Regions from separate parts of the Homo sapiens genome. Here region 1 is linked to region 2. A link is an interaction called in ENCODE POLR2A ChIA-PET data of the cell type or tissue named here. Cell type or tissue: PC-3. All regions are shown on one strand.

Region 1 (5,000 bases), 130 kb after region 2:
GTCTTTCTATATCTAGGTGCAAAAACTCTGACTTTTAAACAGAACTGTACCAAATAATTAACTACCAATCCATCAAAGCAGCTGAGGATATACAGCAATTTCTAAGAGAATCTTCATGTCAAATTGGATAACTCATATCAAATATGCCAAAGGCATATTAGTGTATAACATTGATCAGCAGGAACAAAACGGTAAAATGCATACTTATAAATAATTTTTTTATGATCACTGAACAATTTAGTCCTTAACAACTGTCTCTCCATAGGATCCCTTCAGAAAACCAGTATACAACATAATGCAGTATTCCCCCAGGAAGAAACCTCTGAGGGGAAAGAGAATGGATTGCCTTGTTTATTTTAAATGCTGTATTCAAACTGGTCCCCAAATGCCACAGAATGCAACAGTATTCTATGGTTGATACACATGCGGTCTCAGCATCTTCCTGATCTGTTCATTCCTTATGACCTATCTGAGTGCTGCTGGCACTGTTTCCACTGCCCTTCTCAAAAGCTGATATATAATTTTAATCTCAAAATTCCTGGGCCTATTTGTCTAGGTGAGCACCTCTTTACTTTTTAACATTAATAGTGATGATGCACTCTTGTTCTAATCTGAAGAATGAAAGACAAGTTATAAAAGACACAGAGAGGAGAGAAAGAGAGAGAGTAGACAATCACATGCACAATGGACAGAACACTTGACACTGGCTCAGGCCTTGACAGATGGATACAGAGTAAATCAAGATAAATGGTAGTCATTTATTTGGAAAAGAATGTTATCTTTTGTTCCTCCAGACTATTAACTGTGCCATGTTTATGTGCATTTTAAGGCCTTTTCTCAAAACAGACTCCACTACCTTAATCGATATGTAAAGGATCCCTTTCAGACAGACCTTCCCCCAGTACTTCAGTGAAAAGTACATAACTTGAGTCTCCTGCCTTCTGGTCCTTCTAAGTCTTAAATTTATTTCAATGCTTTTAATTTAGATTTCATGATCCATCTCAAGCTCCCCTCCAAGCTTCTGTCTTTAATTCGATGGTCCACCTGTATTTCTCCTCTTAGCACCGCACTTCTCTAGCTTCCTAAGCCACCTGCTCAGTTCCAACGGTGAGACTATAAAAAATTCACATCACTATGCCTCACACCCTCTTTAATTTAACTCTGTAAATTCACTTTTCAACACCCTTGAGCTGTTCATTCTAATTTGGCCTGTCATCAACTGCAATGACTGAACCCGATCTTTATCTGTGCCATCCATAATGCATTTTATTGCAGGGTCCATATTTCTGCAACTGTAGCAAAGACATGAAGAATGTACAGAGCTCTGCCAACATGAAAAGCTGTCACTGTGTAACTCCTGTTGGGGAATCTTCCAAAATTGGCATGTGTTTCTACTGCACATATTCATTCTCAGTTCAGCCACAATATTTGGCCCATGTAGCCAAATATTCTCCACATTAAAGAAACAAAAAGCAACATAAACATACATCTAAACACACAGCCTATCCTATCACTTGAATTCAAGGGTGTTCTTTGACCTCCTGCTATTCTGCTCTTAGTAACACTTTTATCCAGTGTATGACATCTAATACATTCAACATCTTAACAACTGTGTCACTCTACAGATCTCTCTTACAGGATGATTTTCCACAATTCCTATTTAAATCACTGACCTGACTCATAACCTGGTTTTATGTCACCTGTAATGCTGACATTTGGTAAGATATGTAAATATATAGACATACACTCTCATCTTCACCTGCTGTCTCAACAGAACCTATTTCTAAGCATAAACCATGCAAAAAATTCTTTAAGAGTCTTCCAGTTACTGTTTATTGCTGTAGTTAAATACCATCTGCAATACTACCCTATTACACATAAAAATGTAGAATACACAGCTATGCCTAAACTTAGTCAGGCCTTTTCTGATCAACTCAGAATCTTACCAGATGACCTCCTAGATTAACCTGCTGGTACAAGCAAAGCATCTCCACAGACATTATCCTTTAGAACAGATTCTAAACATCTCAGTATTACAGTGTCCCTCCCCTTTAGCCACAAGATTCAAAAAGGTGTCCTTCTCAAAGATGTGGGAGTGAGGCAGAGAGAGGCACCAACGCTCAGAGAGTACTCACTGAGAGGTTTTAGGATGCTGCTGCTGGATTCATCAGCATTTTCAATATCTGATTTGTCAGAGTAGTTCTCAGAGATTCTCTCCTTTTCCTTCTTTTCTTTGTGCCCTGTCTTTCTCTTGTGACGTCTCCTTCTCCTGTAACTCTTCGGCACATGGACTCCGATGTAAATGGTATGGTGGCCTAAGGAAGGTACACAAATCACCAGTCAGTTCAAACCACATTCTCTACTGCAGACAAATTGCACAAGATACACAGATCAGAAGAAAATGTCTATAAATTCAACGTTACCATTCTATATTTGGCAAACTCTAGAAAAATAAAATTTCCTCCCAATTTTCAATTAGCTTCAGTATAATTCAAGCTAGTGGCTGACACTAGGACTCTGTGAGAGTGTACTCTAATTCTGTCCAGATAGACTACTTTTGTTTAGGAAAACCAAGGAATATCAAACTGGAAATCAGGAATCCTTCATGTTTGTCATACTCTGCCATCAATTAGTTGTCTGACCTTAAGCATGTATCTCTTAACCACTCTGGGCCTCTCATCATTTCTAGAAGGAGAGACTTAAACTGGGTAATCCCTAGAGGGCCCTCCAGTTTCAGCCTTACATGAGTCTATGATTATACTGGGTAGGGTTAGTGCCTGCTGGAAAAGGAGCTGCTGGCGCTGCAAAAATAAAGATTTATCAAAGTTCAAAAAGTCATTTTGCTGGGGGTAAGGCTTTACATTAAAACTTTTTTTTTTTTTTACCTAATCAGCAAAATAGAGACTTAGAACTGGGACAAACTGAGAAAAATAAGACATACTTGGAGAAAAGATTTTAGAAATACTCAAACGTTCACACTAGGAAACAGCTAAAATGAATGTCAGCTACAGTGCCATTCTCATTTTTCTTTTTTCATTTCCAAAAGTTTCTAAAAACTGGTTGTTGCAATGATAAAAATAAACCGAGCCCAGCAAAAATTGCCTTGAAGAGAAGGGCATGAGGAAAAAAGATTGTGAAATGCTTTCAGCTCTCTAGATGGAAGGAGCTGCAAAACTGACAAGTGGTATTATTTTTACAAAATCTAATAAGACAAAAAAGAAAGAAACTCAAAGTTCCACATCATTTTTTAAATTGAAAAACTTCTACTTTCACTTTAAATACAGCATAACTTCTGTATTTTAGGAACTACCATTTGAGAAATAATGTGAACATTTTTGTCTGAACTGCAAATTAGATTAGATTTTCTCATCTATGGGTTTTATTTCCCATTTCCGGAATTATTCCTTGATGACAACTTTGCAATGCCACAGCCAATATCACGTACCTACATGCAAATACATGTACATACAGTATGTATGATACAAACTGTCATGAACTACTTTCCACAGTAACCTACGGGGTATATCTAAAAACACCATAATTGGCAGGGGTGTTTCCTTAAATTGGCAGGCTTCAAAGAATTATATGCTCCTTCAGGAAAGATATTCCAGCTAAGCAATGCAGAACCTAAGTGAATGGGTTAGTATTCAAAAGAAGACATCAGATGCTTGAATGAAGTTGGAGGCATCTTTACATAAAGCAGGACCTCCTTCCCAACACACACGCAGCAACTCAGCTACTACAAAACACAGTGAAATTCTCCCCACAGAATGTGTGCCAGTGAGAAGTGTATCTATCATGTGTAACCATTTGCAAGCAAATGGTTCTCATGGGAAAGCTATATTATACTAGGAAGTAGGAAATGTCTCAGAAACAATGTGAATTAAGAAACAGTGTCAATTGTTTCCTGTGCTCCAGTTACTGAGGGAGTCCTGAAGTTTTATCTCAAGTCTTAACAATGTAAGTGAGCAAAGCCAACCAATTGCTTCAATAAATCAAACACGAAATGCTTGGTTGTTTTCAAGAAAACACACACAAATTAAGAGGTTGAAAAATTTTTTTAAACCTATCACATTAAATATTTTCTATTCACCTTATTAAATATGGCGGCTAAGCAAAAAATGGTAATTAAGCTATATTGCCATATGATGTTATATAGAAAGGTTTTTTAAATTATATTTACCCAAATCTGCATAGTACATTTGATCAAATCATTTAATAGACAGTCTATATGGGTGGATAAGATGCTAAGGTAAGATTACTGGCTAGGAAGTGTCATCATGGTCAATCTAATGAAAGAGTTAGGCCAGTTCAGAGAGTGAGCCATCAAACCCTGGAGAGAAATGCACTTGACTTTTTGGAACCTACTTTGAGTTGTCATTATCACATAAGTGGTGCCATTTTGTTCACATCGTGATGATAGGCATCCTCTCAGCAACAGATTCTGTCTATCCCCATTTCCTCCAACTCCTCCTTCTTGGTTTTCCCTGTGCACTTCCACACAGGTGTGGGAGCGTTCAGAATTGACACTGCACTGTGAAGTGCTATGGTGCCCAGAGGTCAAGCAGAAATGTTGTTCCTCTCAAGACATGCCAAATTTTAGGCATTTTAAAATCACCTTTACTGGGGTGTAATTTATAAACAATAAAATCCACTCATTTTAATGATACAGTCAATGATTTTAGTATATTTACAGAGTTGTGCAACGATCATCATAATCCAATTTTAGAACATTTCCACCAATCCAAAAAGATCCCTCATATCCATTTGCAGTCACTCTCTGTTCCCACTCCTGTCTAATGCAACCACTCTTGACCACGTTTTAAAACTCTTAGTGATGGCCTCTGCGAAGCTACCATTCTCTAGTACTCATATGGCAATGAACTTTTTGTAGACATCCTTACAGCACAATAAAATACAATATTCCCTGGATGAGGAAGATATTGCCTTCCAACAACTGCCAGAGGAAATCAAGCCACTGAGCTGAGCAATTCAAAACT
Region 2 (5,000 bases):
GCCAAAAAAAAAAACTCCAAAAAATTTTAACCTTAATTTGTCCTTTTATACAAAGTTACTGACAGTGTGATAAGCAAAATGAGGGAATTAACTAAGAAAAAAAGAGATATATGGTCTCCAACGCAGGATGACAATGAAAGTCAATGCCAGAATGTCCACTGTGCAGTGATGTGGAAAGCAATCAGTCTCGTAAAGCAGGAGGGCAACATAGGGAAGAGAGGAGCTAACAGGAGGGGCGAATCTGCAAGGAGATATCAAGGGATTCCATAGGTGTATCAGTATCCTTGAGATATTGAAAGAGCTTAGGAATGTAGTAACAATAGGCAATTTTTAAAATGCAATCTAAAACTCCATATTTAAGAAAAACTACCCAAAAGAAAATGTACTTACAGTTCATTACACAGCTTTAGGGTAAACCATATTCATATAGTCATAATGATATAAATTCTATTCATGTATTTCTAACATTAGAACAAACTGATAGAGAAAGCACAAAATTTATAGATAAGAGACAAGAATATAAATCTAAAGGCTGGGCGTGATGGCTCACGCTTATAATCCCAGCACTTTCGGAGGCTGAGGTGGGCGGATTGCCTGAGGTCAGTAGTTCGAGAGCAGCCTGATCAACATGGAGAAACCCCGTCTCTATTAAAAATACAAAATTAGCCGGGTCGGATGGTGCATGCCTGTAATCCCAGGTACTCAGGAGGCTGAGGCAGGAGAATCACTTGAACCTGGGAGGCAGAGGTTGTGGTGAGCCGAGATCATGCCACTGCACTCCAGCCTGGGCAACAAGAGTGAAACTCTGTCTCAAAAAAAAAAAAAAAAAAAAAAAATATATATATATATATATATAAATCTAACCTATATTGACAATAAAAAGTACAAGCACCAATGACAGAAGTCTAGAAGGGAAGCAGCAAAAAGAGGGGCAGCAAAGAGTAGGGATGCTAACATTCTTTTTTTAGTTTTTCTTTTCTACTTTTTAAATTTTTTATTATTATACTTTTAAGTTCTGGGGTACATGTGCAGAACGTGCAGTTTTGTTACATAGGTATACACGTGCCATGGTGGTTTGCTGCACCCATCAAACTGTCACCTACATTAGGTATTTCTCCTAATGCTATCCCTCCCCTAACCCCCTACTCCCCAACAGGTCCCTGTGTGTGATGCTCCTACATCCTTTTTTCACAAGGTAAGAAGTCAAAAGACCCTGTCAATATTTGCTACAAAAATAGGTTTTTGTAGCAAATTATAAAAAATAGAGACATAGGTTTACTACTTAAAATTACAAATGCAATTAATAATGGATTAGAAATAATAATACAAATGTATTTGAAGGAAAAAGGTGTACAAATGAGGTAATTTTTTTTTTTTTTTTTTTTGGTGGGAGGGACGGAGTCTTGCTGTGCCGCCCAGGCTTGAGTGCAATGGCGTGATCTGGCCTCACTGCAACCTCCTGGGTTCAAGCCCCCTCCTCACTGCTCTAGATTTACAGCTCACAAAACATGACTTGGGAAAAGGCCATTCAATTGGCTTCCTCATGCAGTAAACTCCTCAGGTCTTGCTGACTGCACATTCATTTAAGTGATACACTCTTAGCAATCAATGACTATAGGACACCCACAACTCTAGCAGTAGCCTCCAGAAAAGAAGAGCACAAACACCTCTGGACCCATAATGCCTCTTTCACCCAAGTGACCCTGAAGACACTGTAGACCAAAGTGCTGTAAGTCTGAGAAAGAAGAGAGGTAGGGTACAACCTGTCCCATTGTGCACTTGCTCATATACTCATTTTCTCCCCCTTGGAGAGATTAATTACGCAATTCAGCTAAAGTGCCATCTAGGGTCCAAATGATGTGATAGCTTCAGGACCTCAAGTGATCCTAGAGTTACTCTGGAAAATTCTGTTCAGAGCTATGACAGCCACAGGATTTCCTTCTTATTGAAAAGCCCAAGCTGAACTGAGATGCTTGCAGCTCTTGGTTGATACTGTGCTACTCCTAAATTACATCAAGTTATCTAGTTCTAAGAAGTCTCATTGGTGAAGATATTTGGCTCTGCAACACAGACCTGCCTAACATTACCTGCTACAGGCATTATTTTTCTGACTGGAAGGCGACAGAGCGGGGGCAGTAGAGGAGAAGACAGCATGGTGGCTCACACGTCTCCTTTCTGGATGGGCCTAATGGATCCATAAAGACATATATAAAAAGAATTATGCCAATATGTTATTAATATCATGAAAAAAGACAAAATAAGAAAAGGTAGTAAAATGGAAATAAAAATATCTTATCAGGATGTCATAAGGATTAAGCAAGCAAACACATGTGGAAGTGTCTTGCTCAGCTGTTCAATAGATGTTAGTTTTCCTCTCTTTCCCTTTGCCCTGTAATCATGTGCATAAATCCCTCTGAACTCAAGATCCTTACGAAACAGTAAACTACATTTGCCATGGTGCGATCCCATATACTCACCATTTGTAATTTTCTAGTCTAAGAAAATGAGTTCAGAGAACTGAGAGGTTGCAGTTCTAATTCATATCCTGAGGTGGGGGTTGAAATCTTGAGCTGACTTAAGAAATAAGGAGTGAGACCTAAATGTAGTTGTTATTCATCATACAGAGGGTATGTGATGACTTTAGGCAAACCAATACAAGAGCTTCTAGGAAAAATGTTAGATGTCTCACTTACTGCATAGGTCATTAGTAATTATTTACTTAAGAAATCAATGCAGTAAGTACCTCGCTTACTTATGTATATACATCACGGATATAGAAAGTTCTTTAATGGTAATTTCTAATGTTCTCTTGAGGAAAGTATGGTCTTAGCTCATTCTAGTATCTGTCATTCTGATTTGAAGGCAATATATACTTTCCTATATTTACTACTAAAGCAGTGTGGAGAATGAATTCGGTAGGAAAAAAAGAGCAAGTGGTAAAATATATGAATCACCATGCAAAAAAAGCTGTGGGAATGCTTCACTGGGCCTAGTTATACTAGTTAAAGATTGCTTAAGCCAGTGGGCAAAGGTGCATTTAAAAAAATCCATTTTCTGCTGAACCAAGGTAAAGAGAAAAGCAAAGAATGAGAAAGAAATTCATATCAGAATCAGTATCAAAACTTTGGCTTCAGAAATTCCCCCAGTACAGCACTACTAGAACTTTCCCACAGTTGTACATTATCTCTGGACCAGGAACACAACACAGTGGAACAATGAGTTTAGATACCCCACAAGGTGGGTTCTCTGGAGACTGGGTATGTTGTAGATGTGGCTCATAGAATCACAGAGTTAAAGGGCAACTGGAACTCATCTAACCAACTTCTCATCCAAGCAGTTTCCCTCCTATAACATTATACATAGCCAGTCTCCTAATATCCATTTACATACTTTGAGTGACAGGAAGCCTGCCACTTAATGAAGTGATCCATTTCATTTTAATAAAGCTCATTTTTATGTGGTAAACTGTTTCAATATCCCAGGTAAGCAGTAGCATTTGCACAGACCAAGAAAAAGCGTGAGGATTGTGTTCAGAGTGCCAACCCAAGTACACAGATGCTCAGAAAAAGCTAGTTTTCACTTAAATATGTATAGCTTCTATTAGTCACCTTAGAAATAATGTATGTCTTCATATGTTCCCAGGCTTAGCTTAGAATGTTCATGACAAGGCCCTCATTGGTCCCTGCAGTCCTCATCCCTCCCAATAAAACTAGTGTACAAAGGTCCTTTGAAGAAAAAACCCTGCTTCCTCATATAAGAGGACTATATCCTCACCAACAGGCCTTCGCCAGCCTGAAACTGGGAAAACTAAAACTTCGATCACATCATTGATTTTTTTTTTTTGGAAAATCAATGAACTATAAAAATTACATTCACTCCTTAACCAAAAACATCAGGAGTCTCAATAAAATATCTTCTTCACTAAAATGATCACCCAAAGTCTACTTTCCTCTAAATATTTGTATTGAGGGAGCTCTCATGAACTAACTAAGCTGCCTTTTCTCCAGTTCCTTTAATCAACACTCCTATGGCCATGTCTAGATCTCTCACTACCTAACGACCTCCTCGACGGTCTCTACGTTCTCATTCTCCTCCTTCAGATGTGAACCACTCTCTCTACAAGCACTTCTCACTTTGTTCAGGATAAGCTCCACTTTATCCAGTAAACTAGTCCAGTTATCATAAACATCACTTGTTCCTTGGTTAAAAACAAACAAACAAACAAAAACAGTCTAGTGAGCCAAGATCACACCACCTCACTCCAGCCTGGGTGACACAGCGAGACGTGTCTCCAAAAAAAAAGGTCTAACTGGTAGCTCTCTAAGATAGGGACTGTGTCTGCCTTAATCATTGTAAATTCCCAGCACCTAGCTGAGTAGTGAGCAAAGAATAGTACTCAAAAATATTTAAATGAATGAATGAATTGATGATCTGAATGAATTAGTATACTCCCCAAAACTCTACCCCTATAACTGGGTATGATAAAATTATCGCCACTAAAGGGAGAAGGAATCTTCCCAATCTGAGGTTACGATAATCACTGTTACTGAAGACAACAGTCACAGCTCTCTTGGTCATTATTATAATAATAACAAATATAACCTGAGCCACTATCTGGGTAAGAGGAAGTGCCACTTTCTTACAGGCTCTAGACACTTCCCTAGAAACTCAGACAAAAATTATTCAAAGGTGCTCTCAGGAAAATGGAGAAATAATTCAACCTTGAAACCTACAGCAATTCCCAAAATCAAGACCCTAGCTTAAATGTGTGCTAGAAGAATCGATTTTTAAAGCAAGACATTTACAGATGGAAAAGCTTGTCATTATAGTTGAATTGATCCTGTTCTTCATCCTCGAAAAGGATGCTGAATCTCTGCTACATTCACCTAGTAAGACTGCACTTCGATTTGTAACCATGGTTACTGCTTGCATCACAGTGAATGGCTCTTTCTGAGGCAAAAGCTGATCACAGCCCATAATAGTAAGTGTGCTCCAGCTGT

The links. Peaks named below come from ENCODE experiments on the same cell type or tissue, not always from the same donor. Only the 100,000 strongest peaks of a DNase experiment are listed, where the experiment ranks them.
Region 1: POLR2A ChIA-PET joins it to region 2 with 5 read pairs; 2 of 35 experiments call an interaction of 5 or more read pairs at or near these places.

Annotation. Positions count from the first base shown.
Region 1 is chr4:71,252,535-71,257,534 of GRCh38, reverse strand. It overlaps SLC4A4 (solute carrier family 4 member 4), which reads right to left. Exons shown (of 26, transcript NM_001098484.3): 3 at 2,136-2,315. Among named protein-coding and RNA genes, the nearest start is that of SLC4A4, 68 kb to the right of the region's middle. In PC-3, no CTCF peak of the experiment used is centred here; no DNase peak of the experiment used is centred here.
Region 2 is chr4:71,381,028-71,386,027 of GRCh38, reverse strand. All of the region lies in intron 6 of SLC4A4 (solute carrier family 4 member 4), which reads right to left. Among named protein-coding and RNA genes, the nearest start is that of SLC4A4, 200 kb to the right of the region's middle. In PC-3, no CTCF peak of the experiment used is centred here; a DNase peak (open chromatin) is centred at 2,647; H3K27ac peaks cover 1,199 bases.